Linked DNA regions of Homo sapiens: all the other regions are linked to region 7. A link is a loop called in an ENCODE intact Hi-C map of the cell type or tissue named here. Cell type or tissue: endothelial cell of umbilical vein. All regions are shown on one strand. Region 1 has its middle 310 kb from the start of LINC02058. Region 2 has its middle 150 kb from the start of LINC02058. Region 3 overlaps LOC105379083 (a long non-coding RNA gene). Region 4 holds the start of LOC105379083 (a long non-coding RNA gene). Region 5 has its middle 310 kb from the start of NR2F1-AS1. Region 6 overlaps ARB2A (ARB2 cotranscriptional regulator A). Region 7 has its middle 220 kb from the start of NR2F1-AS1.

Region 1 (4,000 bases), 110 kb before region 7:
CTAGTACTAGACGGATTGGCCATTAATTTTAGTTAATTTTTAAATTCTTTTTAGAATTTTATGTGTTTTAAAGCAGTTAATAGAGGCATGTTAAAAAATATCCAAGACCTTGTTGACACAGTATTTCTAAAAGTATTCATAATTATGCTGACAATATTATGTCTATTCAGACAGCCAAACCTGGAAATATTTAGAAACTATTAAGTTTATGAAAGACAAGTCTGACTAAACCACTTAAAAGCAAGCCTGTTGATATGCTATTTCTAAAATTCTTCTAGGGAAAACATTGTGAGGTTAAAATAGAACAAAGAATAGATTGTGACAAATTCCTATGGACTCTAAATAATATTAATAATGATAAGCTTAATATTCAAATAGTTTCAGAGCATTGTATTCAGTATATAATTATTCTTCACTATGAATTATTTTCTTGCATTCAAAAAACGTATTCTTTAGTGACAACTTAATTTTAAAATACAGTATTAAATATATTAGATATTCTTTTTTAAGAGTATTCTTAAAATAGAATACTCTTCGTATCTAGAAGGAACGGCTAAATGTGTCCACAGTCTAACAATTGAATTTCTTTAAAATTTTGTCCAACAGAGCTTCAGTGAATTGGCACCAAGAATAACCATTCTGGGCTTCTGGGTTATTTATCTACATTTTCAGTGCTACCTTGGTAGATACCAGGCCAATTTCCTAGATAGGCCAGAGGAAGGGAGAGGTGGGGGTGTTTCACTACCATCTCTGGGTTAGTTCAGCACAAATTACTTTCCAATCCTGTTTCTAATTCTTATTTGCTTCCCAAGGACATAAACAATATAGAGTGTTAGGAAAACAAATCTTTTAGAAAAAAGTTTGATGTTTATAATTTAATAATTGAAAAATTAAGATAGATGTTTCTGTTTTCTAGAGATGTACTATAAAATTTCTTTATTAACTCACTGGAATAAGCAGGTTGATGAGCCACACAGGGTATTTTAAGATACCTGTTAGATTATAGTCACATCACCTTTTAAATAATTCACCCTAATTTTGTTCAAACTGGCACCCAGTATTTAGTGATAAGATTGATCAGATTGTGTTATTGTCTGATGGAAGCTGAGGAATTCAGGAGCAATAAGTTATGATGACATGCTTGAGAATTGTTGGGGACAGATCTTCCTCCTGAAATTACAAGTTCATACTGTGATATTGTCAAGCCTTTGTATACCATTATTTTATAAATGTTTATCAAAATCAGTTTCTTTAAATAACCCTTTCTCTATGCTATCCTTTCACTTTTATTTCCTGAATAAGGAAGGCTATTTATTAAATCTTTATGATTCAAAGTCATTTTGGAGGAAAAAAGAAAGTATTTTTTACCACAGTAGCGAATCATTCCTAGCTGAAGGCAGCCTTTGTTCTCAGTCACCAGTTAGACTGCACTTTCATAGCCTAGTGCCTTCTACCAGAGCCTCTTGATATATTCACATAAATGATGGAAGATGCATGAGACGTGAAGGTGACATGTGCAGTCTCCAGGAGGAAACTGATGCCCTGGTTGCTCGCTAAGGAGCCATCCTGGCGTCAGCGGCATACGCAGCCATGCGGCTGCCCTCCCAGCTGGAAGGAAGGAGGTAAGCAGCAGCTGTCAGCAGAAAGAGATGGGAAAGGGGCAATGACTCTCCAATTCACAGAAATAAAATTGTTCATGAAAATTCCCAGTTATGCCCTCCCATAGCTGTATTCCTTCCAAGACTTCTGACTGACTTCCCTGAAACTTCTTTCGTTCTGGCTTATCAGTTGTTTCAGGGCGATGTATTACTCAGCCACCGCCTGTGAAGTGAACCAGAACAATTTGAGGTTAATTCACCTCTCCCAACAATCATAAAAGTTTGTTCGTTCAGAGGTTCAACAATGAAATTGTTACTGATTAGTCCAGATCAAAAAATCTGCACTTTTGTCATTGCAAAAAGATTTAATTACCTTTTTCTAATGCAGTATATATGCCCCATTTGCCAAGACAAAAGAGCTATTATTCAAAGGAAAAAAATATTGCTGTAGCAAGCACAGTAACTTTTAATATTTTCACTGCTGAACTGTCAAAATGTGAACATTCCCACCCCCTTAAAAAATGAAAGTATGGAACTATCGCATAACCTTCACTTTTATAGTAAGAGGTTTTCAGAATATGACCAAAAAAACATAGCAATTTCAGCCAGGTCATAATTTAGTATAAAATAAAACAAGACATTTAAACCCGAGGAGGAAAAAAAAATCTGAGAGTGGTAGAACTATCCAACTATGTGTGCAATTTCCTTGTGCTCAAATTGCATTTTCTCCCTTCAGTGTTATACTGAGCAGGGTCTTGCCCTCTAGATTAGAGACTTTTGCATTAGAGGAAACTAGGTTATGTCTTCCACTGTCAGAGACAGAAATTATGAGCTGCAGTGCATTTTAGCCAGTCACTCTGAAAAATGTTTGCCCAAGGGGGTAATAATTAGAACTGTTTTTGTCAGGTGACTGCATTTTAAGCAGTGATGTGTCTGAGAATCTAGCTAAGGGCTTTAATATAAATATGAATATTTTTTTCAGTCAGCATTGTGGCTTGATTTTTTTTTTTGCTTTGCTTTTTATTTCAAAAGTAAGCACTTTTCAGGAATTATCAGCTAACATGTCCTACAGTTTAGCACAATGGTGACCCAATAATATAATAGCCAGCAGAGAATGATACCCAAGCAGCCTGAGAAGTTAATGCATAAAACGATAAATGAATTCATTTTGAGATCATCATGCATTTATGGACACAAATAATTACTCTGTATTGATTGCTTAGAGGAGTCTAAGCCCAAACATAAAATGGTTTTACTTCTAAATTATTGTTTTACTTATTTAAGTAGTTATTTAATGCAGTTTAATATGGTAGTTCACACTAACATAAATAAAATATATAAAAATACAATTGATGCGCTTTTGGATTACTTCAAAGTGGCTTGACACCTCTGGGGTCAAGACCCCATGGCTGGTGGGTTATCTAGGAGTTCTGTATTATTTATTAAGTTGTCCAAATCTGAATATAACCTTTTTAGACAAGAATGGATCATTTTAATATTCGTTCCCATTACAAAAGCATTATGGAAAGATGGGGATGGATGGAAATAATCTCATATCCTTTGGCTTATAAACTTTAATAAAGACTATCCTTTTGTTCCTACAATAATCCTATGTTTGCAAATAAATGAATCACTTTCAATTATGAGCTTCTCGGAACAAAAGGTCATGTTTTCTGTAGAGTCTTAAGAATACCAAATCCCATCCCCATCAGAGTGTAAATAATGAATAATTACAAAATGAAACTTTCCTCCTGAAAATTAGCTTTAACTATGTTATATCACAGGAAATAATAAATAACAATAATTTGAAAGTAATTAATTTTCTGAGACTATTCTACTTTATATATCACAGACCGTTTGAAATCTTTTATTTGTTTATTTTTAGAGACTGGGTCTTGCTATGTTGCCCAGGCTAGAGTGCAGTGGCTATTCACAGGCACAATCATCACACACTACAGCCTTGAACTCCTGGCTTCAAATGATCCTCCCACTTCAGCCTCCTGAGTAGCTGAGACTACAGGCTGGCACCACTGCACCCAGCCTGAAATCTTAAACTTTCTATTCTAAAAAGGGTTCAATTGGAAAAATGTTGTTGACTTTCATTATAACCAATTATGTACTTATAAGTAGTACATCTTTCATAATATCAGAAACATGACATAACAAAGAATAAGCTTCTACAGTATGAAATCCCCCCACTGCCATGTAACTCACCTTATCTTGCTTTGTGTACCCATGTTTTAATCTTCCAGTTTGAACTTCAATTTCTTCTTTTTTTAAATAAAAAGGTTGATTAAAACTCTGTACGAAAGCTGATTCTCTCCCTCTCAGGTGATCTTACCTCCTTCTCTCTTTCCCAAGATCCTCTCTGGGTATAAAAGGATAATCCTGTGTTCTCATGG
Region 2 (4,000 bases), 270 kb before region 7:
AGGTCCCTGGCCCCCCAGTTCTGGGCTCTTTCTACTATTCGACGCTGCCTCCTGCAAAACGTGTCCTATTTTGAGGCACCCTTGTTTATCACAGATTTGTTGTACTCCCCTTTTTTTGCAGTCTTTGAAATTTCTTTTCTCGTGTTCTCTCACTTATTTCCCAAAAGCCATTTGTTATGTAACAGATGAATATGTGTTCCTGTTTATAAATATTCTACAGTAAGTCAAGAAAATGTGGGGAAATAGGGGGAAAAGGCTAATAGGACCTTCAAACCCTCTATCTGGAAATGTCGGGAATCTAGACTGTGTCTAAGGGGCAAAGGTCACAAAAGAAGAACAAAGCCAGGAAGCTGAACCTGGTCTTGTATGTTTGGATCCCATCTCATTCGTTTTTCCCTTCATTTTCAGTCTGTCCAAAATTAGGATGTTTGGTGTTATGGAGGTTCACCTGGGAAAAATCAGGAGGCCGCCGAGTGTAACTGTGGGATGGCATCACAGTAAGCAAGAAGCTTAAAATCTAATCCATTACCAGGGAATTGAATCCAGGGAACATGGCTTCATTAAAGACTACGACTTTATAAATAACTACACATAAATAGACCGCTTTGCCTTAGAGAATAATATATTTCAAAATTATTATCTACTTAAAATATTTTACCTAAAAGAATTCACAATTAGCTTTCAATATTTAAACAGTACATTAGAAATGGAATGATTATAAATATCAGAAACAAAAGCCACTTCATTACAGTATGAACATATGCTAACATACCACATACTGCTTTTGAATTTAATAATAATATAGTTTATCTTTTTTTAACTGACATAAGGGTTTTGATAATAGCTAATATAAATATATGAAATGTCAAATTTAGAAGATAGTGCTTAAACATTTGTCTCTTAGAGAGTATTGTTAAACTTAACTTTTATTAACTCTGAGAATCAAAGAGAAATATGGTGATGCTAGTGAACGTTTGAAAATCTTTTATTTTATCACTTTTAATGCATGTTTAATATTTAACATTCATCTTATTACAGTCAGGAATTGTGAAATGCTTGTGCTGTTTCTAAACAGTTTTAAAGTTCAATGCACAGTCACAATTCAGAGGGGAGATTTCACACATTTATGGAAAATAAGCCATTTTTGCAGTAAAGTTGCAAAGTGTGAAAGAATTCTTGTTTTATCTGCCTTACTTATCATGTTTATGAATTATTTTGCCTGGAAGTAAATTGACAAGTTGTCAATGAACAATAGAAAGTGCCCCAGCTAGGCTTTTCACAGGTTCAGATGCCTTTGGGCAAAAGGGCTAAATCTGTAGTTGCAATCTAGCATATGGAGCACTGAAAAAAGTGGCAACAGGGTGAGAGACATTCCCTGCAAAATGCATGCGGTTGTTGCTCTCTAACCAATCTGCTTGGACCACTGTACATTATGAATTCAGGTACCATCGTCTTGCCATACAGGAATAGGATTCCTTGCCTCCATATAATAATTTGTTTCTGTTTTATCCTAGTTTACTTTGGTCTACTTTGTCATTTTGAACTATTTTAATTCTCCAAATGATTATTATTAAATATTCATCTTTAGTAATAAAAAGCCATTTCCCTATTCTAGGTGACTGTCTATTGGAAACTTCCCACAGAATCCCATAGGAAGGAAAACAATCTCAGAGACCCTTTTTTCAGTGGGTAAGGGTAGACCTTGACTTCCGCCTTTAACCACCACATTTTAGGATTACCTGGCTATAACATTTCATGTCCTTTTCTCCCATCTCATGTTTTTCACAATGCTATTTTGAGACTATTTTATGATAACTCATACAGCTGAATAAATTACTAAACAGCTAAGTGGGCTTTCAGTAGATGGCACTCTTTGTTCTGAATCAGCCCAATATTGTTTTGCCACTTCACTGAAAGGCCAGCTGTTCTTTGAAGCTCCTGCCTTCCAGATATGCCACTCTCTAAGACACAGGGATGTGGTTTAGGGTAAAAGTTATGGCTGGGATTTCTAACCCAAGAAACAAGAAGGACACAAAAGACAGCCTCATGAATAAGAGTTCATTAGGAAAAAAAAAAAAGCTGAAGTTTGAATATGAGAAAAGCCAAGTCCGGTGTCAGTTATGGATGTGGTTAGACTCATAGAGCCAAGAGTTTTAATGTAGACTTGAAATAAGCTCAGAGAAAGTGCATGTTAGAAAGAAGTGACGTGGAAGGTGACTGGGATTTTATAGGAAAATCTAAAAGTGATGATTACTGACCTTGATGGGCCAGCCAGCTCATGGTGTATGGGAGGGTCAGGCCAGACAAAGCAGGAGTATATTTCTGCTCTCTAGTGGTTTCTTGTTTATCACACACCCCTTTTCTATCTGTCTCCACAGTCATTGATGATTCTTGCCCCTGGTTTGCACTCTTTTCCTAATCTCCAGGCATCATCTTGTGTCACTTCCACACTAAGTAGATGATCTCTTTAGTACTTGTAAGTCTCCTCCATTGGGAGCTTCTCTAGCCTTTCATCTTCATTTCATTGTAACAATGTCGTGGCCACATCCTGGACCTTGTCTCCACTTACAAAATAATTCACTCAGAGAGTGGGATCTCCTGCTCTATTCACAGTGTTATAATGTATGGATAGTGTTATAATGGGTTCCTGCTACTGTGTTGCCTCAAAACCTACTCTTCACGTTTAATATATTCCCCAACACGTCAACCCCCGCCTACTTAGGTTCCAACTCCAACTACCTGCATTAATCTCACTGTTAACGTAATAATTTTAATGACAATATTACCAAAACCTCCAATTCACTCACTCCCATAAGGCAATGTACAGTGGAAAAGAACATTCCTGGAATCAGAGAGTACTACAGGCTTTTGCCACTTTTGAAAACCTGCTATTTCAAACTTTGTTCATCTGTAAATTAGACTCAATGTCTAACAAATACCTTTTTTATTGAGAAATTGCTGCTGCTTTAATGAAATAACACAGATAATATCTCTTCAGACCAGTTTCTTCTCCATCGTCTTCCCTTACTCTTCTGCTGTAACCATCCTGAAAATTCCACATCAGGAATGAGCCCTTCTATTCATTTTTATCTACTCCTGTTCCTAGGCTTCTGAAGGCACCCAGGAAAATCTCTTAACTGTGCTAATAATTTTTGCAAATTTAGGAATTTCTACTAATTCTTTTTTTTGTGTTCATGAAGTAATTTACTTATTTATTTATTATACTTTAAGTTCTAGGGTACATGTGCACAGCCTGCAGGTTTGTTACATATGTATACATGTGCCATGTTGGTGTGCTGCACCCATTAACTCGTCATTTACATTAGGTGTATCTCCTAATGCTATCCCTCCCCTCTCCCCCACCCCACGAAAGGCACCAGTATGTGATGTTACCCTTCCTGTGTCCAAGTGTGCTCATTGTTCAATTCCCACCTATGAGTGAGAACATGCAGTGTTTGGTTTTTTGTCCTTGCAATAGTTTGCTGAGAATGATGGTTTCCAGTTTCATCCATGTCCCTACAAAGGACATTAACTCATCCTTTTTTATGGCTGCATAGTATTCCATGGTGTGTATATGCCACATTTTCTTAATCCAGTCTATCATTGACGGACATTTGGGTTGGTTCCAAGTCTTTGCTATTGTGAATAATGCCGCAATAAACATACGTGTGCATGTGTCTTTATAGCAGCATGATTTATAATCCTTTGGGTATATACCCAGTAATGGGATGGCTGAGTCAAATGGTATTTCTAGTTCTAGATCCCTGAGGAATTGCCACACTGACTTCCACAATGGTTGAACTAGTTTACAGTCCCACCAACAGTGTAAAACTGTTCCTATTTCTCCACGTCCTCTCCATACCTGTTGTTTCCTGACTTTTTAATGAACACCATTCTAACTGGTGTGAGATGGTATTTCATTGTGGTTTTGATTTGCATTTCTCTGATGGCCAGTGATGATGAGCATTTTTTCATGTGTCTGTTGGCTGCATAAATATCT
Region 3 (4,000 bases), 210 kb before region 7:
GGACTGTAAACTAGTTCAACCATTGTGGAAGTCAGTGTGGCGATTCCTCAGGGATCTAGAACTAGAAATACCATTTGACCCAGCCATCCCATTACTGGGTATATACCCAAAGGATTATAAATCATGCTGCTATAAAGACACATACACACGTATGTTTACTGCGGCACTATTCACAATAGCAAAGACTTGGAACCAACCCAAATGTCCAAAAATGATAGATTGGATTAAGAAAATGTGGCACATATACACCATGGAATACTATGCAGCCATAAAAAATGATGAGTTCATGTCCTTTGTAGGGACATGGATGAAATTGGAAATCATCATTCTCAGTAAACTATGGCAAGAACAAAAAACCAAACACCACATGTTCTCACTCATAGGTGGGAATTGAACAGTGAGAACACATGGACACAGGAAGGGGAACATCACACTCTGGGGACTGTTGTGGGGTGGGGGGAGGGGGTAGGGATAGCATGAGGAGATATACCTAATGCTAAATGACGAGTTATTGGGTGCAGCACACCAGCATGGCACATGTATACATATGTAACTAACCTGCACATTGTGCACATGTACCCTAAAACTTAAAGTATAATAATAATTTTTAAAAAGTGTCCCAGTTTAGACAATAAATTACATGGTGATCCTACTTACAACCAAGTTGGAAGAGAGAATTCTTCAAGCTTCCTAAAAGTAATCTTCCAGGTAAATATGAGGTTTCTACTGGTACTCAACCTAAAAGAGAAAATATAATACTTCAGGGATTAGGGTCTAATTACATCTATCTTTCTGCAGGTTTTTATTTTTAAAAACCTCATCTTTATGATTAAATGTAGATATCATCCCCTATGACGAGGATGGACTTTTTTAAGTGTTCAAACCAACTAACAATCAGCTAACTAATTTAACAATCTAACTAACTAAATGATAGAGATTGAAAAATCACAAGACAGCTTACCTGTTTTCACCAATGTGCCTAGACCCAGGGGATTTGAATAACTGCCTCACATTCATTTATTCATTCAACAGGTATTCAATAAGTATGAAGAACTGTACTAAGTGTTTTCGGGCATAGAAATCAAATCAGATTCAGACACTGCCCTCATGGACTTTATAGTCTTGTAGATAAGATAAGAAACATATATGATAAATGTCCACAGGAAAGGAGACTACACAGTACTAATTGAGTCTAGTGGGAAAAAAAGATGACATTCTTATCAGGGGACCTGGGATATATACTGACATAACCATTCTGGTTGTTTAAGTTTTGAAATACTTCCCAAGCAGTTGATAAAAAGAAATTCTCCAAGCCACCTTATGGTGTCCCCAAGTCACTTATTTAGGCCCCCAGGTCATCTTGTGGTGCCCCAACATGAGCCACAGCAGCAGGTGAACAAGTCCAGGAGCATTTCTGGTGAAAATAAGGATGGTCCAAATAGCTGCAGAGTAGACTGAGACAGCTGCTTGGGCAGTGGAGACGACGCAGGTTGGAAAGGTGAAGTACCCGTACACTGCTCAGGAACAGCCCAGTGTCCATAGGCCTGCAGAGCAGTGGCATTGGTATCAACATTGTCAGCAGGAGCCTGGCAATGGGCTGTCTAGATTGGTTCATCTGAGAAATGCTGGTGTTCTGATGCATCCCCAGTCAAAGCATAGACAGCACACACAGTCACCTCTAGCTGCAACAAAACACCAAGCTCCAGGGGACCTGGTGACTCTTTCATTCTATTCCCTATGGAAACACATTGACATGACTGTAATACAGCATTATTCTCTTGATTTTTACTAAGGGTCAGCATAAGAAATGACAGTATGAATACATTTTCCATATCTTCTTTAAAGGCCACTATTAAAGAGAAATTGATTGAAAATGAAAGTGAAGTGTCTTGAAGAAGATGGCCTATAAGCCTGACAGTGTGAACAAAAAAAATAAGGCTAAAAAATATAATCAGAAAAAGCTGGCCTCTGTGAGGTTAAAATAATTCTTTGGCCCCTCACTATAAAAATACTTTCAATATTTTCTTTTATTTTAGTAATTCATGGTTAGGTTCTTGTTTATTTCCAGGAACATTTTCTTCTTACCAACTGGTATATATCCTTTTATTAGAAAATGAATACTACATGACTCATGGAATTTCTTTATTGGCCTTTGTGACCCCCACAGGAACTAAATTTAATGTGCAACTGTAGAAAATATCCCTAGCTTAGATTTCAGATCTAATGATCTCCTCTGTTCCTACATATGGCCCTTAATATTTTAGCCTTATGTTAACATCTTATTGTATATGTGTAACCCATATCAAATTCTCCCAAAATAGGAGACTTACATCAAGTAACAGGTATATTTATGGATATGTTTTATAAAATATATAATCTTTTGAAATTTTAGACAGAAATTTCAAGAAAGTATTAAATAGACGAAGTGTTCATCTAAACTCTGTGTCCTTTGTGGGTAGCGTCATAATACTCCACCCTTTCTTGAGTGCTTACAACAATTCTTAGCTCGTATTTGTTGAATAACAAAATGAATACTGCATTAAGAAAGTATTATCGTATTATTCTCAAGATCATAATGGAGGTCAAACACCACCATAATGATGTCAAAATCCCTTCATTTTCTGAACTAAATGTGTAACAAACTTGCTGAAAGTATATTAATCATCATTTGTGACCAGGAAATGTTTTTTAATTATTTGGATATTTTGTGGTATTCGATATAGCAGGGATTTTAGCTGGAATGCAACTTAAAGAAAATCCTGTCTGCAACCGTAATGCAAAACTTTCCACTTAGCAGAACACCCAGTATATCTGCCTCTCAAGGAGTCCATTCATTTTCAGTTTCCAGCGTTGAGGTCCCCCTCTGGAACTATAGCAAATTAAGAGGTGTGTGATTCTTGAAGCTTTGTCTCTTTTACATTAATAAAGACTAATCATGTTTAAACATGTTAGCACGGCAAGTCCGGGGATGTGGGATAGGATGCCAGTTCTAAAGTGAAATTAGTAGTGTGAAGAAAGCTATGTGAAAAGTCGTGGAGAGAAATTGATTGAAAATGAAAGTGAAGTGTCTTGAAGAAGATGGCCTATAAGCCTGACAGTGTGAACTAAAAAACTAAGGTTAAAAAATATAATCAAAAAAACCTGGCCTCTGTGAGATTAAAATAACTCTTTGGCCCCTCACTATAAAACAACTGCATTAAAAGGAGAAAAAATTATACCCATAATATGCATGTTGCACAGAAGATACCTTTCAGAAAGGAGTCATGAGCAGAAAATTTTCTGGGTATAAGAAAACAAATGAAGAAGGAAAAAAATGAGCTTGCTCTTTACAACCAATGAAAACTTTCCTTTCTCTCTCTCTCTCTCTCTCTCCCCCTTCTCCCCTCCCTCCCTCTGAAATATACATACACTTGTTAAGCATTGTGAGCAGTTCACAAGCTACACAGTGAGTGAGAATCACTGCCTTAGGGTAAGTTGTTCTTACAAATAAGAAGTCAGGACCTCTGAGGCCCATATTCATTTTGCCTAATTTCTTCATGCTAGGTAGGACTTCTATAGTTAAATATTTTTCTTCTCATGTGATATTCAACTACAGATCAAACATTTGGGGTCATTTTGCATTAATGCAAAGTTTCATCATGGTGTACCAATTTCAGGTAGTTAAGTCAATAATCATAAGGAAGAGGAGAAAGAGAAAAAATAAATTATTGTATGCTTGCTGTGTGCTAGGAGCTTTCTGCATATTATCCCATAGGAGGCTCATGTCACTGAAGACAGAATTTTTGTTAATCCCTTTTATACATACGTAATGAATTGAGAGAAAAAGGTCAAATCTGCATTTGTGGCTTCAAGTGTGGCCATGGAGAGCCAGGGCTTAGTTTATCAAAAAGTAGGCATTAGTAGCTCACAGATTGCATTTTTGTAGCTCTTTACTCCAAACCAACTTTGCAGAAGGGTTCTCACCCACCTTACTGTCCCTAGCAATGCAGCTGCTTCCTTC
Region 4 (4,000 bases), 170 kb before region 7:
CACATCCATGCTTGCTAGACTAAAATGACTAACAATTACTCATGTATTCTAGAGCCTTCACTGAGCTATTACCATTAGCTAAGCTGTCATTCCAGCTGTAGCTCTAGTCTTCCCTTGGAAGACAGATGGTTACAGGTGGTTTCTGCCATTCAGTCATTGAATAAGTATTTACTATACACTAGCTCTATCGAGGTCAGTAAGATCCAGCCCTACTATAAAGGAAAGTATTATATTTTCCACATGTTTAATGGGTAAAATATACTCTTTATGATCTCATTCATGTGGTTGAATATCTCCTAGGTTTGAGAAAACTATTGGAAAACATTAAATGTGCAATATAGGTGTTGACCCGTAAATTGAATTATGCATTCACTATATCTTATGATTTTCTCTTTCTTGGAGAAGAAGTGCCTGTGAGAAGTTCTATCCTTTGGAATTGTGCCAGAATTGTGCCATTTTTACTCAAAACAACATAACAAGTGGAAAAAAATTAATCACTTTATTAATTAATTGGAAAACTGTGTGGGATAGACACATTGGGGGAACGCTATAAGATTGAGCCTTGCTCTGCTAAGGTTCAAAATGCAGAAAGATTATTTTAAGTTGTAGAATTTGGTAACAGACAAGAGAAAGAAAGCAAGGTGGAATTAGCTCATCTATAAATAAAGAAATATAAGACTTCCATAAGCCTTGCATAAATTTAAACACCCTCATTGATAATTGACCAGCATAGCAATAAGATAGCAGAATATTTTCTAGCAAATACAGTTTACCCTTTAAACAAAGTTCTTGGTGGTATTTTTCTATATTTAAAATGATTCCTGTCCAGGGCATATTGCTACTTTGTATTCCTCTTGATATTTTCATTTAAAAGAGAGCCGCTGTGCAAAATAATGTCCTTGTCTGTCCCTTCCTCATACAAACCTCCAATCAAATTTAATAAAGCTAGTTTGATACAATGCCAGCCTACACTTGGTTTACCCTTGGTCGACTTTAATAGGGTCAAAAATATTTTCGCATTGGCAGTGTACGCATTAATCATTTTTCCAGAAGATTTAGAAAATTGGAAGAGACAAGGCCAAGCAAAATTTTAAATTAATTGGGCCTACCCCAGCCTTCCAGGGTCACCTTGTGGCAGTTGTCCCACATTTTCCAGGTCACGGAGTTCCTGTGTTTCCTACAGCTGCCATGAGGAGAGATCCATGCTGTGGGCACACAAAGGTGAAAGAATTTCTCTCAGAAAGTGCGAATTTTCCTACGGCAACCACAACAATTGCAGTTTCCAGATTGTCGCCAGACACCAACCACTTAAATAATGCATGCTCGGCTGACGCCTCCACTTGTGCATTTTCTAATCGAGTAGTCAGGAAAATTTGCAAACACTCTGTCATTTACCATAAATCCACTGCCTACTCATAACTACAGAGTAATTAATTTTAGTGCTGCTCAGAATTATTAATTTCAGCCAGAAAAAATCTCTTTTCACAACTGCCATGTCCCCCATTTTATTTTCTTCCACCAATATTCATCAAAAAGGTTGAAACGGTTTTCTCATAGGAGAAAGCTTATTCAGAGTAATGTTATTGAGAGTCTAGTGTAATAGCAGTAACGGAATCTATATTTCTGGGTCTAATCCACAATCATGTGTCCAGAGTGTCCGGCTGACTCACCAGATGAAATTGGCAACATAAAATGAAGGCTTTTATGGAAGAAATGGTATAGTAGTCCGTAAAGCCTTACTATGTGATAGACAATCAACCTCAGAGTTTGGTTCTTCTAATATAAGGTAGTAATCATCTATACCCTCAGTTCAGAAAACACCTTCAGCCTTTTAAGAAAATTAGCAAATATTATTTTCCACTTGTTAAATAATCTTAGCATTTGACCAAAAAGAAAGTAAGAATCTTTATCAAGTTCAAAAATAACTTGTAGTGGAATACACAATTACGAATACACTGGAATAAAATTCTCAGCAATCACGTGTATATCTAACATACACAGAATGAAAATTGAGCATTAAATATGGTGCATTTTCTCTTGATAAAGCTAAATCGGGCACTCTCATTTGACATTAGTTCCCTGCTAAAGCAGCTGCATAATATGCCATAAGAATGTCCATATTATAAATAGGTAATGAGCATGAGAAAATTGGTACAGCTTTGTTTGACTAATGGCCAGATCGCTCCCTATCAGTAGCAGGAACACATAGCTAGCACAAGTATTGGCACTTTAATTGCCATGGAAGATTTCGTTTCCACTTTCTACTGCATGAATGATCAAGAAAAAAATGAAGGAAAAGTAAACTAACATCTAAAGCTGTAAACATGACTCACTGGGAAATCAGACATGGTTAAGTAAATTCCAGGATGTTTGTGGTTATCTGGGTCTAAACACTGCTGATAGTTCTGACTGCTCTTATTTTTAACTGTTTTTCCCCTGGGTGCTTCTTAGCCCAAGTGCATTCTTATAAAGACCTTCAACCTTTGATTATGAACACTCTCTGATTGCAGTATAGCAAAGAAGAGATGTGTCAGTACTAATGAGACTACCTAGTAGAATACAAAATGCTCTCACCAAGACCAAAACCTAGTGAGAAACTAACGACTGAAGAGCAAGGGTGACAAAACCTGACATTGTTTCCATCTTTATGTGTATCTTTTCTTCATAAGGTAGAGTCATTTTGAGATGATGTAACTACAGTTATATTAAAATTAGAAAGTTCCTAAAAGAGATCAAGTCACTGACACATAGAAAAAGATCATAAACAGGAAAAATGTGTCAGAAGGGAGTTTTTAAAATAATCTTTTTGAACCTCAGAACTATATGGGAATCTTGAGGCAATTGACACACTTGTGGAGAGTTAAAAAGAGTCACCTAAAACCTTAGGCTCAGTAGCATCTGCCCCACCTGGCAATCTGTTAGAAATGCAGACACTCAGTCCCCACCCCACACCTACTGAATCTGAATCTGCATGTTGACAAGATCCAGGTAATTCACGAGTGCATTAAAGTTTGAGAAGCACCAGTCTAAAACATCGTTGTAGAAGGTAAAGAAATTTCACAAATATTTCACAAATCATTGCCAAAAATCAGCTTGCCACTTCTATTTCAAGCTAACTAATTGCCTTCTAGGTCTACGCTTCTTTTTTTCTCCCTCAAGTTTTTCACACACACTAATAACCTTGTTCCAGACAAGGATACAATGAGCACGTCTTCAAGAAATGCATCTTCATTTCAAGTCAAGGCTGGGCCAACATAAGAATCAAGCAAAGAAAATGAAAAAGCTAACATCTCTGTTGTGCTATTAAAGGTTCTGGGTTTATATCCATGGGTCATCTCACCTCTCCCAATCTGGCCTCTTGTTTAGAGTGACAGATTTAACAAACATGTCTTTGAAACTGTAATTTTTTATTTTCTTGGTTATGGGGCAAAGCCCCAAGATTACTCTCAAACTGATGAAACAAAATTATCTATTTAAAAAAATTATTCAATTGCCTGGACTATGATAAAAGCCCATAAGGAAAAGGGAGAAAAAAGGAGAAAAAAAGGAACGTTTTTTAAATCACTGTGATAAATAATTCAAACATTGTATAACTAATCCGGAAAGTGAACAGAGTTCAACCCCATTAATTAGTCATTACAAACTACTGATTTGTACAATAACATCAGTGGTGCTTCTGAAGTAAAATACTAAGGAGTTATGTCCAGGGTGGAGCTAAGATACAGGACTTTTCCAAACACATGAATTTTTGCTGGAAAGATTTGCAACTAAATTGAGCCACTATTGAAACTCTACATTGTTTAATTTTATTTTTTTCGATTAATCACATACATTTAAATTTTAATTCATGATATTTTGTTAAAAGCATTATTGTGCGATCTTCACTGTATTTTGACAGAAAGCTGAATTCTTGTTCACAAGTATAGGATTTGTTTAGCTCCAGGCATCTGTGTTTGGATTACAAGAATGCTGATTGGTTCACTGCCAGGGGCACCCAGAG
Region 5 (4,000 bases), 86 kb before region 7:
CACAAAGTCCTAGAGGCCATAATATAACATTTGAATATTAAATACCAGGTACTATATGACTTGCTAGAATGATCTCAGTCAGTTTCCAATTCACATTCTGCTCACACAAATCAAATGTTGTTACCCATCCAAGCTATTTGGCTGCTAAAATGGACAAGCGGCACTGTTCATAACATGAGGGTCACAAATAATAACCATACTCTCTTAATGTTCAATAATTATACCAACAACCAATATTCATGTCTCATTTATGAGCCAGGCGCTGTGCTAAATTCCTTATATGCTGTCTTAGTCCGTTTTGTGCTGCTATAACTGAATACATGGGACTTGATAATTTTTAAAGAACAGAGATTTACTTCTCACAGCTCTGGAGACTTGGAAGTCCAGGATCAGGGCACCAACATTTTGCAAGGCCCTTCTCACCATATCATCACATAACGGAAGGTGGAAGGGCAAGGAGGGAGCAAGCGGGGGCCAAACTCGCCCTTTATAATGGCATTAATTCCATCTATGAGGGTAAAGCCCTCATGGCCTGATCATCTCTTAAAGGTCCTACCTCTTAGTATTGTTACAATGCCAACTATATTTCAACATGAGTTTTGGAAAGGACAAATATTCAAACCATAGCATATGCTAAGGACTCTTTACTATTATCCCGAAAACACTGGAAAGGAAGCTCCATGTGGACAGGGAGTTCTGTTTGTTTTGTTCCACACTGATTCCCTCAAGATCTAAGAGCAGTGCTCTGCACTATTTATATGCTCAAATTCCAGTGGTTTGTCTCCAGAGCTCACCCTATTTACCACCATACTGTGAGTCATAACTGATACACTAGTGCTCTACCCTCTGTGAAAAGCTGCACTGTGGGGGCAGCTCTAGAATCTGCCTATAGCATTTATCACTGGGGTGACTTTGGCAAGTTATTCACCTGTTGGATGCTTTTGTTTCCTCTCTATAAAGTGGGCATGACGGCAGCACGACCTCATACACTGGTGAGGATTAATATCAATTGCATAACAAACCACAAAAAAAATGATTTAAACAATAACAGTCATTTATTTTTGCTCTCAAATCTGCAATTTGGACAGGGCTCATCAGGGAAAACTCATTTCTGCTCCACACAGTATCAGGAGGGACAGCCCAGTGGAGGGCAGGATGATCCACATGCAAGACAGACAGCTCACTCTCAGGGCACGTAGTTGGTGCCAGTTGCTAGCTGGAAGGGGCTCAGGTTCTTCCCCACATAGCCTGGGCCTCCTTGAGGCATACTGTCTGGGTTCTCATGGAGAGCGTCCACAGGGAGGAAGCCAGGCAGAAGCTGTCTCCCCTCTTTTTTACTTAGCTTTGGAAATCACATAGCATCATTTTTGTCATACTCTATCTCCTTTTGAAACAGTTACAAAAGCCCACCCAGCTTCAAGGGGAAGAGACCTAGACTCTGCCTTTTGTTGGGGGAGTGGCAGTGACATGGTTTAGCTGTGTCCCCACCCAAATGCCATCTTTAATTTTCACGTGTTGTGGGAGGGACCCGGTGGGAAGTAATGGAATCATGGGGGCAAGTCTTTCCCGTGCTGTTCTCATGATAGTGAGTAAGTCTCACGAGATCTGATGGTTTTATAAAAAGGAGTTCCCCTGCACAAGCTCTCGCTCTCTTTGCCTACCACCATCCACGTAAGATGTGACTTGCTGCTCCTTGCCTTCTGCCATAATTGTGAGGCTTCCCCAGCCATGTGGAACTGTAAATTCATTAAACCGCTTTCTTTTGTAAATTGCCCAGTCTCGGATATCTCTTTATTAGCAGTGTTAAAGCGAACTAATACAGGCAGAGTTCTGGAAATCATGCTAAAGGGAAAATCTTGTTGTGCTCATTTGTGGAATATACAAGCTCCCACAGCTTGTGCCCCTGAATCAGGTTTTCCTCAAAGGAAATTTGTACTTAACTAAGGAATGATTGGAATGTCCAGCTACTCTGTGATTAGGTAAAACTGCTGTGTCTAATAACATGGGATAGCCGGGTACTGTTCACTCATCGGCTGCAATAACATGCGAAGGTTGATAATGGGGTTTTCTCATGCCCCTTGGTAGATAGATAGGGAATTCCCAAGCACTGGGCCATGGAGCCTAGAAGGAAACCAATCCATGTATCAAACTGAAAGGGTGGAGACAAGTTAGAGAATGGAAACTGATCAGCAATGGAGAAAGAAAACAAACATTTATTGAGTCGTTGCTTGTAAGAGCTACTTGCTTAGGTTATAAAATCTTCCTTCAACCTGTTCTCATGAGCTTGACTTTTTATTGACCAAAAGCCCATATTTTTAAGTCATGATAAAGCTTGAAAATTTCACAATATAGCATCTCCATATTAAATCCTCACAGCAAATTTATCAGTAACATTACCCTGAAAGTGTCCAACAGACTACCCTAAAGCTGGCTTCCCTTGGGGGAAGTCGGATGGCTTCAGCTATAAGTGAAGTTCAAACTTTTTCAGAGAAAGTGTTTCTAGTCCAGTATTCAAAGTCCTCTTGTTGGGCTGGCTCAGGTCCCATGCTGCCAACACACCTATGGCTATGCCAGAGGAGTATAACATGATGATTGGGCCAAGAAAATGACAGCACACAGTTTGGACATTTCTATCATTTAAGTTTCTCCAGGCAGTTTATAGAGAGGTTAAATATAATGGGCTCTGTGTGGCCTGTCATTTCCTTTTCTTTCACATCAAGAAATGGCCATTTGTTTCTTTCTTTTCTCTTCCAAATCAATTTCTTATCTATAACAAAATATCTCTTCTGATCCAATTCTGTGACATTCTGAAGCATCAGAAGGATGTTTTTATAAAATGTTTCCATTTACAAGTAATTCTATAGCAAAGCCCCTGAGGACCATGATGCAGTGAAGTTTTAGTATAATATTCTCTTGGATGCAATAATCCATCCATTGTAGCCCATATCATGGGATACTTGGTTTAATAAGACTTTTGCTTCAGGGCATTCAATATCCATCCACTGCACTTAAGAAAATCAGGTAAAACAGGTGTTTCCTCAATTAACAATTTAGAGTTTTGTTACACAGAAAATAAGTGAACCAAAATGGAAGCTAATATTCCTAACAAAACATACCAGTACTCTACATTTCCTGTTTTCCCAAAGACCTTGAATGAATCACTTCATGTATACATTTTAAAGTAATTAATTTAATGCATGCTTTGCAAAAAAAAAACACACAAAAATCATTATTTACAGCAACCTTACATTAACCAGTATGTATTTAATCATAAAAGTCTGTCAAGCAATGAAGTGTAATTTTTAACATCTAAGGAATTAACATAATATGATTAACTGAGATTTCCAATTTTATGAAAAATCTTGCTCAAATATTTTAAAATAGTGTCCCTGTTTACAAATATTTTTAATCGTATTGTTTCTTAAGTTAACTCATTGACAGTTTTTTTTAACTTTGGCAGAACCAGAACTTCTCCCATGCCATATAAAAAATGAATCTGTTGGTCATACCCTACTTATAATTCACTGTTGATTGCCCTCAGAAGACTAGAATCTATTCTAACATACGACCCAAGATAATTCTCATAATGAAGTAAAATTAAATTTGATTCCATTCCCAACACTCTACAAAAATTTAAACAAGTCATAAAAACCAGTTCTTCAGGGTTTTTTTTTTCTAAATATTACAACTTAAAAAGAAAATCTGAAATTTGTTTGAAGTCTTAAATAGTTTATCTGAAAACATTTCAAAATATCCTCAAAGAAGTTCTGAGAAAAAAATACAAAACAGAATGAGAGCAATTGGTAGAAAGACACAGCGCCTAGGCATGTTCTCACCCACGCATGGTTTGCTCTGGTCTCCATGTACCCTGCCTGCTCAATCTATGACTTTAGAAAACCAAATTTGAAAAACAAATCAAAATTTTCCAGCTTTCATCATTTATATAAATCTATTAACTTCAAAGAGAGCTTTGTTTATGGTTAGGGTGACTAATTTATCT
Region 6 (4,000 bases), 430 kb after region 7:
CACAAACCTCTCCTATCACTTTACACTTCTGCCTGCATATTCTCCATTTCATGGTACTCTGTCCTGTGCTATCCAAGCCCACCTGGTTACAAGTGTGCCCTGTAGATGACTTATCAGTCAACTCTGGGTTTGGCAGTCTTTTCTGTTAAGGTCAGAGACTACTTTGTATTATTTTTCCTGAAGATTCTTTTGGACAAGTCTATCCCAACAGAATGCTACTAAGAGAACAAATACCATCTTTGGTGTAACACTAAAACCTTGATTCTGTTATCTTAGGCACTAGCACCTCTAGTGATTATAATGAAATACACACACTTCAGTAGATAAAATGTGAAGACCAAACTGCCCAGCAGGAAATTCAGATGAGTATGACATTCAACTCTCCTGTTACCTGCAGTTCACACCTCTAATCTGCATTCACAATTTCTATTTTGAAAGTAGAAGCTTCGGAAGTTAAGTGCAATAGTTAAATTCAAGGACGGTGGAGTCAGATTCCCTGGGTTCAAGTCCATGCTCTGCCACTTCTAGTAATGATACTTTGAGTAAATTATTTTTCTGTACTTCAGCTTTATCAGGTGAATGTCATGGGAGATGACAAATCCCCGTAAGTCATAGGATTATTTTGAGTACTAAATGAACAAACTGAAAAGCAACTAGCAGAGGACATGGCACACAGTACATAATTATAATAGGTCATCCCACAAAAATATGCCATGTAAACTACTCCGAATCTTTAAAAAGTGCATTATCCTCACTCATACAGAGGAAGCTAATAGAAGTTTAGTTTATAAATGCACTTAATGACAAATATTACTTTAAAAAAGGCACAGGCCTGCAAAGAAAACATGTACGAAGGGCTGCTTTTTCCTTTGATTACATGGTGCAAGACTTCTATAACTGCATGACTAAGAAGTACTAAGATCTGATGATTGTGTGTATTTAAAATCCTGTCATCAGCACACTAGACCAGTCATACCACTATGCACTTGACAATGAAAACAGAATTGGTGAAGCAATACTGTGGTAGTTCTACTTTCCTCCCACCAGTGAACCCTTTCAGAATGGCTTGAGCTGGCAACAAAGCACGAAGCCATGGCTCAGCAGTGCCACGCTGGGGGAAAGAGTCCCTTTACCACCTTGTTTTCTACATAGAGGTAGTGTAACTGACTGTATTTAAAAAAAAAGATAATCACAGAGATACAGAGTATGTCCAGAGGAAGGCAGTATAGTGTTATAGTTAAAAGTATGCATAGGCTTTAGAATTAGACGTGCTTAGATTTTTATTTTTGGTTAATCTTTGTAAGAACACCCAAATGAGAATAATACCAGTAGTCTCTTCATAGGGCTGCTGAAGCATAAAGGAGAAAAGGCATGTAAGAAATCAATAATGTCAGCTATTATTATTACCTTGACATTCATCTCTAATTTCTAAAATGTAACCTTCCTTTTAGATGTGGTATCTATGTGCTCTTCAGTGACATCAAAATTCATACTGATAGGATACCAGTTTTGAAGTATCATACAGCTTCTACTCCCATCTCCACCCCTACTTCCCTGATTTTGTAAAGTGATTTGGTTTCGATTAAATATTGTAAAGGAAATAATCAAGTACAAATAAGATGACTATAGATTCCAGTTTGCCCAGAACAGTCTTGGCTTATGACTATTAAACTGGCATAATTAATAATAGAGTCTCCTTTCCCTGTTACAGTGCTCTGGCTTGAATGGGAAATAATTTGATCATCGTATATATAACACGATGTTGAATGCTACCCTGGCAAACAGGTAAGGCTTATAAAGTTTCCTTCTGTTCAATGCTTAGCAATTTCAGCATATACCCCAAACGTATAAACTGTCTAAAAATAACTATGTAGGAAAACACACAAGAGGTATTTCAAAAGGTTTCTAAGTTCAAAATTTAAGAGCAAGCCTTAGCACTGTGCTGAGCCCCTCACAGATGGACAAGCAGTCTCACACCCTGGTTAGGTAAACATGGCCAGCTGGATCTCCACTGTAGCAACAGGATAAGACAACATTCTCTTTTCCTGTGCTTTGAAGCCCTAGCTTCAATTCTTGCAATCTTTGTTTAATTTCAGGAAGGAAAAGGCTCTCCATAGGCAAGAACACCAAGGGATAGGGTATGTAAACTGAAACTTCTTGGGTCACATGCGTTTATGAAGACAAGTCTCCAGCCACCAGTTAGGGAAAGGCAAGTTATGATTTATTATTGCAGGCGGCCAGAAGAGAGCAGTAATAACTTCCTTTTCCTTTCCTGCCTAGACCATGCTGCCACGTGCAAGCTCCCTCAACAACAAAAAAAGCATGTGTAAGATAGGTTTAAAAGAAAAAGAAAAGGAAAAAAAAAAGCAAACATTAAGTGATTGACAATCTGGGAGTTGAGAAAGAAGACACATGCTCTACAAAATACGTGATGTGGTTGGGGGTGGGGAGGGGAAGGCGACTGTTTGAAAAACTTGCTTTACCAATCAAGAAAACAGCTAGTATCTATTATATAAGAGACAAGTTAATTGTAAGGAAAAAGTAAAAGGGGTCACTTGCATAATAAGAAAATAGTATAAGTGATCATCATGTTGACTTGTTTGATTAAAACATTTTATTATGTAATATGACTGACCAGAGTAGGCAAGATATTATAAAACACAGATTTGAAAATTACAATGAATATATGTGAAGTAGATACAGTATAAAAGTGTAAGTTAGGACTAAACATTGTCAAACCAAAAAACTAAGGCAGGCTCAGCGAAGAAGACATTGAAATGGTGACACAGTCTTAGATAGAAAAGTGAGAAAATTTACCAAAACTTTATGAAAAAAATTCTAGGTAATAGATTATAACTATAAAGCAGAGGAAGGCATGATTTCTGACCTCTGGGTAGAACTCATATTTTAGGAAAGAAGGCAGGTTAAGATACATTCCCTTTGTAGGGACATGGATGAAATTGGAAATCATCATTCTCAGTGAACTATCGCAAGAACAAAAAACCAAACACCAAAACCAAAAAACCAAACACGCATGTTCTCACTCATAGATGGGAATTGAACAATGAGAAAACATGGACACAGGAAGGGGAACATCACACTCTGGGGACTGTTGTGGGGTGGGGGGAGGGGGAGGGATAGCATTAGGAGATATACCTAATGCTAAATGACAAGTTAATGGGTGCAGCACACCAGCATGGCACATGTATACATATGTAACTAACCTGCACATTGTGCACCTGTACCCTAAAACTTAAAGTATAATAATAATAAAAAAATAAAAAAAAGATACATTCCACAGAGACCCTTCATATTCTGAGTATTTATATATAGATTATCTCATTAGATAGAACAATTCCTTTTTAAGTACACAGGTTGGTAGCTGAGGGATTATGTACCAGTTTTATGGATGAGGAAACTGATGCCTAGAGAGTAAGTGACCCACGCATACCACATTCACATAATTAGTGGTGGCATAGCTAGATTTTTTTATTTTTATTTTTAAGAGACAGGGTCTTGCTCTGTCACCCAAGCTGAAGTGCAGTGGTAGGATCACAGCTTACTGTAACTTTAAACTCCTGGGCTCAAGTGAACCTCTCGCCTCAACCTACTGAATGGTTACAACTACAGGCGTACACCAACACTTCTGGCTAATTTTTTTTTTTTTTTTTTTTTTTTGGTAGAAACAAGGGCTTACTATGTTGCCCAGGCTTGTCTTGAACTCCTGGCCTCAGGCAATCCTCCCATCTTGGCCTCCTAAAGCCCTGGGATTACAAGTGTGAGTCACTGCAGGCAGCCTACATCTTTTAACTCCAGATCCCGTCTTTGTACCATGGCTATTTGTACATAATATCCTGTATTTTTTTCTTCTGAAATACTTATAAAACCAGTAAGGATTTGTTTGCCCTCATGTAGCCTCCATGAGGGCAAATCCATATTTGTTAACACCACATTCTCATTCCCTGCACAATGACTGGCAAATAACAGGTGCTCAAAAATT
Region 7 (4,000 bases):
TGCTCTCTTTCTTTCCCCACCTCCTTTGCTCCTCTCCCCAGCCTCATTAGAAGGCAGCACCTCTTTCACCCCGTTCTTACTTGACTTGTTGCTTGTGCTACATAGGCAGTTTGTGACAAAGCCAGGTCTAGACTGTGTCTCCAAGGCTCCATGCCTGTCTGATAGCCAAATAGATCTCCTGCCTTTAAAATAGGTTGTCTACTCAAATGTAGTCTTTCTTGGTTCTTTACATTTTGAGAACACATAGAGAAAACTGATAAATCCTCAGGCTCCTATGGTGGTGAAAAAGCCAAGGTTAAAGTTTTTATTTTATATTATTTGTCACCAACTGCTCCTGGCAACAGAGGAAAAATATGTCAAGCTTTTATGATTTTATGAACTGTTATGTAAGTAATGCTATGTACCAGTAAAGAAACAACTTATGAAAATATTTTTAAAGGGTAGAACGAGATTAAACTTATCATAAAGTTAACCAGAGAGAGGAAATAAAGCAATAGTGAGTTTGGTTAGTCACATACTGTTCCTAGGGTTTTATGTATTGATACACATTTTTGGAGTGGTATATACCTAGTATTATAAATTTAGATACACACAAAACTACCCTCAGGAGAATTTTGTTAAAGAGAAGCATTAAAGAAGAATTAGACTGGTGAATTTCATCACACAAGGAAATATATTTACTGGTCTTTTTCATACTGTTTTACAATAAATGAAGTTATATATAAACATTCTTTTGGGTAATAATTTAGGGAAGAGATCCCACCATTGCTTTTTTTTTTTTTTTTTTTTTTTACCAAATTAGAAGTCTAATTTGGATCTCCATACTAAAAAGGACATGTTATTTTTATTTGCTTGTGGACTTTATAATTCCCTTCTCCCTGGAAAAGATTTCAGTCTTCCAAACAATTTTATTCTGGAAAGAAGATTGTGGAATGCTCAGGAACAGAAAGAGAACACAAATTGGAGCTTGATGTGAACTGCTTACAGAACAGAATAGGTGGGGTGTCATGCAGTGTGAGGTTGTGTGTGGTCAGTATACTACTTACTTAGTTTTATCAACTTTTAAAATTGTTTTGCAGGCACTCCATTAGTTAGCATGAAAAGAGCTCAAGAAAATTTTATATATAATAGAGATACATGATTTGGTTCTACAGCTTACACTACAAAATTACACTACTGAATAACACGATTCAGGAAATTAATTAAGTATCCTAGTATCATGGCCTTCTGACAAATGTACAGAACATACCGGACGCAGAGAGATAAAACAATAAAAGTTATAATTCTCATCCCACCCAATGCATCCTGAGTCAACAGAAAACTGAATGATAACACAAATATCATAGGATGGAATGTCTGTGTGGCTGCAGAAGGCCTTCCCTTCCTTTTCCTGTTTATGTTGTCAATTACGAAATGCTGAGCTGGAATGTTCTGGTATTTAAGACCCGTCAGCGTTTTCTCCTTTTCCTCATATTTACGTTAGCCTTTTCCTTTAATTATCTTGATGTTGTTATTCTTGGCAAAGCTGTCCTTTCCATGATGGTGTGTTTAGCTTCCAGACAGTCCCTACTTCCTCCTTATCTTTGTGAGCTCATTAACATTTCCAGCTCCAACTACTCACATCCCCTCTTCAACATCACCTCACCTTCATAGCTCAGTTCTTTTTCTCTCTTTTCAGCCCTTCTTTCAACTCTCACCCCAACCCTCTCACCCCTTTGGAATAACAAGTTATTTCCTCTTTCATTTCCTGTTACAGAAGATGTTTTTGGACCCATTCCCGAATATCTTTGGCATGAAAGTGTACCCACGCCGCTCTGTGTTTCCACTGGGCACATTTCCAGATATGTTTCATCAGCCTGGAGCCCTCAGCCCTCACACCAAGGTGAGCCTGGCCCTGTCAGTCACTGTCACCACCCGACCAGCATTCCAGGTGAGCTGAGATGACGGAGACGCAACTGGGGAGTCCTGCTCCCGCTGGCAATAGGCTCTTCTTTTCAAATCTGTTTCAAGAAGTCTATTTGAGGTATGAAAATCGGGACTTTTTTTATTTCAAGTAAAAAGGATTAAATGGCAGGAAGGAAGGCTGAGTCAGCAATATTTGTCCAGCTGAGACATGTGTCTCAATTTATGGAATAACTGTATTATCCAATTACTTTTCATTCTTTATAGGTCATCCAGAAGTAAGTTTGACAGTTGCATCCAAGCTGGAGGAAAAATGTATGAAACAACAAACAAAACTGACTAAAATTAAATGGTTTCTACTTTAGGGTTAAAAAAAATTGAGGAGGGAGTCATCTTACAGTGATGTGCCACATAATAGCATTTAGGTTCCATAAGACTATAATACCATATTTTTTACTGTACCTTTTCTATGTTAAAGTGTGTTTAGATACACAAACACCATTGTGTTACAATTGCCTACAGTATTTAGTACAATAAAATGCTGTACAGATTTGTAGCCTGGGAGAAATAGGCTATACTGTATAGTGCAGGTATGTAGCAGGCTATACATCTAGGTTGGTGTAAGTACACTCTATGATGTTCACGTGACAAAATCACCTAAGGACGCATTTCTCAAAGTGTTTCCCGTTGTTAAGCAAGGCATAACAATAATTTGCCCTTTAATGGGGCTGGGGTGTTATTATTCATGATGATTAATAAAACAAACTAAAAACTTTACCTTTCATTATGTCATGGTTTATTGAAGTGAACAGTTTCATAGTACACTTCCATATTTCTTTTTAATATTTATGCATCATTAGTAAAATATATTTATGAGCTAGAGGACACTGTCTTGAGATAAAGTGTTTGCTCATCAAGACCCAAAGACAAGATGTCATGCCCACGTTCTGAATCATGCAACCCTAAGCAGTCTACTCCACATTTGATATCTAGTGCTCTGTCAACCAAGTAAGTAAATATGCATGAAAGCACCCATTCAAACTACTGGCATTAAAATCTAGTACCCATAAACATGTTACTCCAACTAAACGTGAATAAGTAAGTTATTTCCTTGGATTCAAAACATTCCAGATTCAACATGCAAACCTGGTCTTTTTTGTGTAGTTTGGTTGGTTTGGTTTGGCTTGGCTTGGCTCAAAGACCAACTGGCAGAGATAGCAGAGAAAATGCTGTACATTTTAACCTAATTTTTGAAAATTATTCAGTAAATAAGTCTGTTGACTGGGCCAAGTTGTAAACATTTTCTAAGCTACTCCAGTACACTGCTGTTAATACAATTAAAAATGCAAAGTCAAAGTGACTTCCAATTCAAAACGATATTTGCCTCACAGCTCCAACGTAGCTTCTCCCTTTGATATGATGAAAATATTGATAAGGGCCCATAAAAGGGTAAACTTTCCATCCTATTGCTTGGAAGGCATCAGTTCAGCACACGAGCAGCCCCTCAGGAGGAAGAGAGAGTATCTGTGGAGCAGAGGTAAACTTGTGAGCACTTGTTAGAAACAAGGATCGCTAACACGGTGAAACCCCGTGTCTACTGAAAATACAAAAAAATTAGCCGGGCGTGGTGGCGGGCGCCTGTAGTCCCAGCTACTCAGGAGGCTGAGACAGGAGAACGGCATGAAGCCGGGAGGCAGAGCTTGCAGTGAGCCGAGATCGCGCCACTGCACTCCAGCCTGGGCGACAGAGCGAGACTCCGTCTCAAAAAAAAAAAAAAGAAAGAAACAAGGATCAACTCAGTGTCCATCCACCCACCCCACAGCTCCAGAGCTAAAGAGATCAAACACCGCACAGAAAGCAGAGAAGATGGGCCAAGGACAATCCGCTCACCCGCTCCACTAACAATGTCCAGTCTGGAGAACATGCTCCTTGTTTGAGACTAAACAAAAACGGTTGGAAAAAATACTGCAGACGAAGGGAAAGGGAGCAGCTTCTGGAAGACCCAGGGAAAGAGCAAAATAGGCTTGAATTTTCACTCGCTGGTCATTTGAACTTGGACAAGGAACTAAAACTCTCCAATCTGCAGTCTTTATGAAAA

Evidence for each region. Hi-C counts contacts between places; a loop is a spot of excess contacts. Peaks named below come from ENCODE experiments on the same cell type or tissue, not always from the same donor. Only the 100,000 strongest peaks of a DNase experiment are listed, where the experiment ranks them.
Region 1: it touches region 7 in a loop (5-fold over the local background); 2 of 110 quality-filtered maps call a loop at or near these places.
Region 2: it touches region 7 in a loop (6-fold over the local background); 3 of 110 quality-filtered maps call a loop at or near these places.
Region 3: a loop joins it to region 7, with 9 times the contacts of the local background. A loop is called at or near these places in 3 of 110 quality-filtered maps.
Region 4: it touches region 7 in a loop (7-fold over the local background); 5 of 110 quality-filtered maps call a loop at or near these places.
Region 5: a loop joins it to region 7, with 12 times the contacts of the local background. A loop is called at or near these places in 3 of 110 quality-filtered maps.
Region 6: it touches region 7 in a loop (4-fold over the local background); 2 of 110 quality-filtered maps call a loop at or near these places.

The regions. Positions count from the first base shown.
Region 1 is chr5:93,248,308-93,252,307 of GRCh38, forward strand. No RefSeq gene overlaps it. Among named protein-coding and RNA genes, the nearest start is that of LINC02058, 310 kb to the left of the region's middle. In endothelial cell of umbilical vein, no CTCF peak of the experiment used is centred here; DNase peaks (open chromatin) are centred at 1,674 and 2,364; H3K4me3 peaks cover 507 bases; H3K27ac peaks cover 1,870 bases.
Region 2 is chr5:93,090,596-93,094,595 of GRCh38, forward strand. No RefSeq gene overlaps it. Among named protein-coding and RNA genes, the nearest start is that of LINC02058, 150 kb to the left of the region's middle. In endothelial cell of umbilical vein, a CTCF peak has its summit at 1,866 (motif pointing right); a DNase peak (open chromatin) is centred at 1,896.
Region 3 is chr5:93,149,169-93,153,168 of GRCh38, forward strand. It overlaps LOC105379083 (a long non-coding RNA gene), which reads right to left. Exons shown (of 3, transcript XR_007058869.1): 2 at 658-738. Among named protein-coding and RNA genes, the nearest start is that of LINC02058, 210 kb to the left of the region's middle. In endothelial cell of umbilical vein, no CTCF peak of the experiment used is centred here; a DNase peak (open chromatin) is centred at 2,123; H3K27ac peaks cover 1,457 bases.
Region 4 is chr5:93,189,962-93,193,961 of GRCh38, forward strand. LOC105379083 (a long non-coding RNA gene) reads right to left here and starts at 1,228. Exons shown (of 3, transcript XR_007058869.1): 1 at 1,110-1,228. RefSeq lists an enhancer at 399-1,686. In endothelial cell of umbilical vein, no CTCF peak of the experiment used is centred here; a DNase peak (open chromatin) is centred at 2,360; H3K27ac peaks cover 1,754 bases.
Region 5 is chr5:93,272,515-93,276,514 of GRCh38, forward strand. No RefSeq gene overlaps it. Among named protein-coding and RNA genes, the nearest start is that of NR2F1-AS1, 310 kb to the right of the region's middle. In endothelial cell of umbilical vein, no CTCF peak of the experiment used is centred here; DNase peaks (open chromatin) are centred at 987, 2,017 and 3,057; H3K27ac peaks cover 2,963 bases.
Region 6 is chr5:93,789,586-93,793,585 of GRCh38, forward strand. All of the region lies in intron 8 of ARB2A (ARB2 cotranscriptional regulator A), which reads right to left. Among named protein-coding and RNA genes, the nearest start is that of POU5F2, 50 kb to the left of the region's middle. In endothelial cell of umbilical vein, no CTCF peak of the experiment used is centred here; a DNase peak (open chromatin) is centred at 2,206.
Region 7 is chr5:93,358,048-93,362,047 of GRCh38, forward strand. No RefSeq gene overlaps it. Among named protein-coding and RNA genes, the nearest start is that of NR2F1-AS1, 220 kb to the right of the region's middle. RefSeq lists an enhancer at 1,214-2,413. In endothelial cell of umbilical vein, no CTCF peak of the experiment used is centred here; DNase peaks (open chromatin) are centred at 324, 1,554 and 2,594; H3K27ac peaks cover 3,147 bases.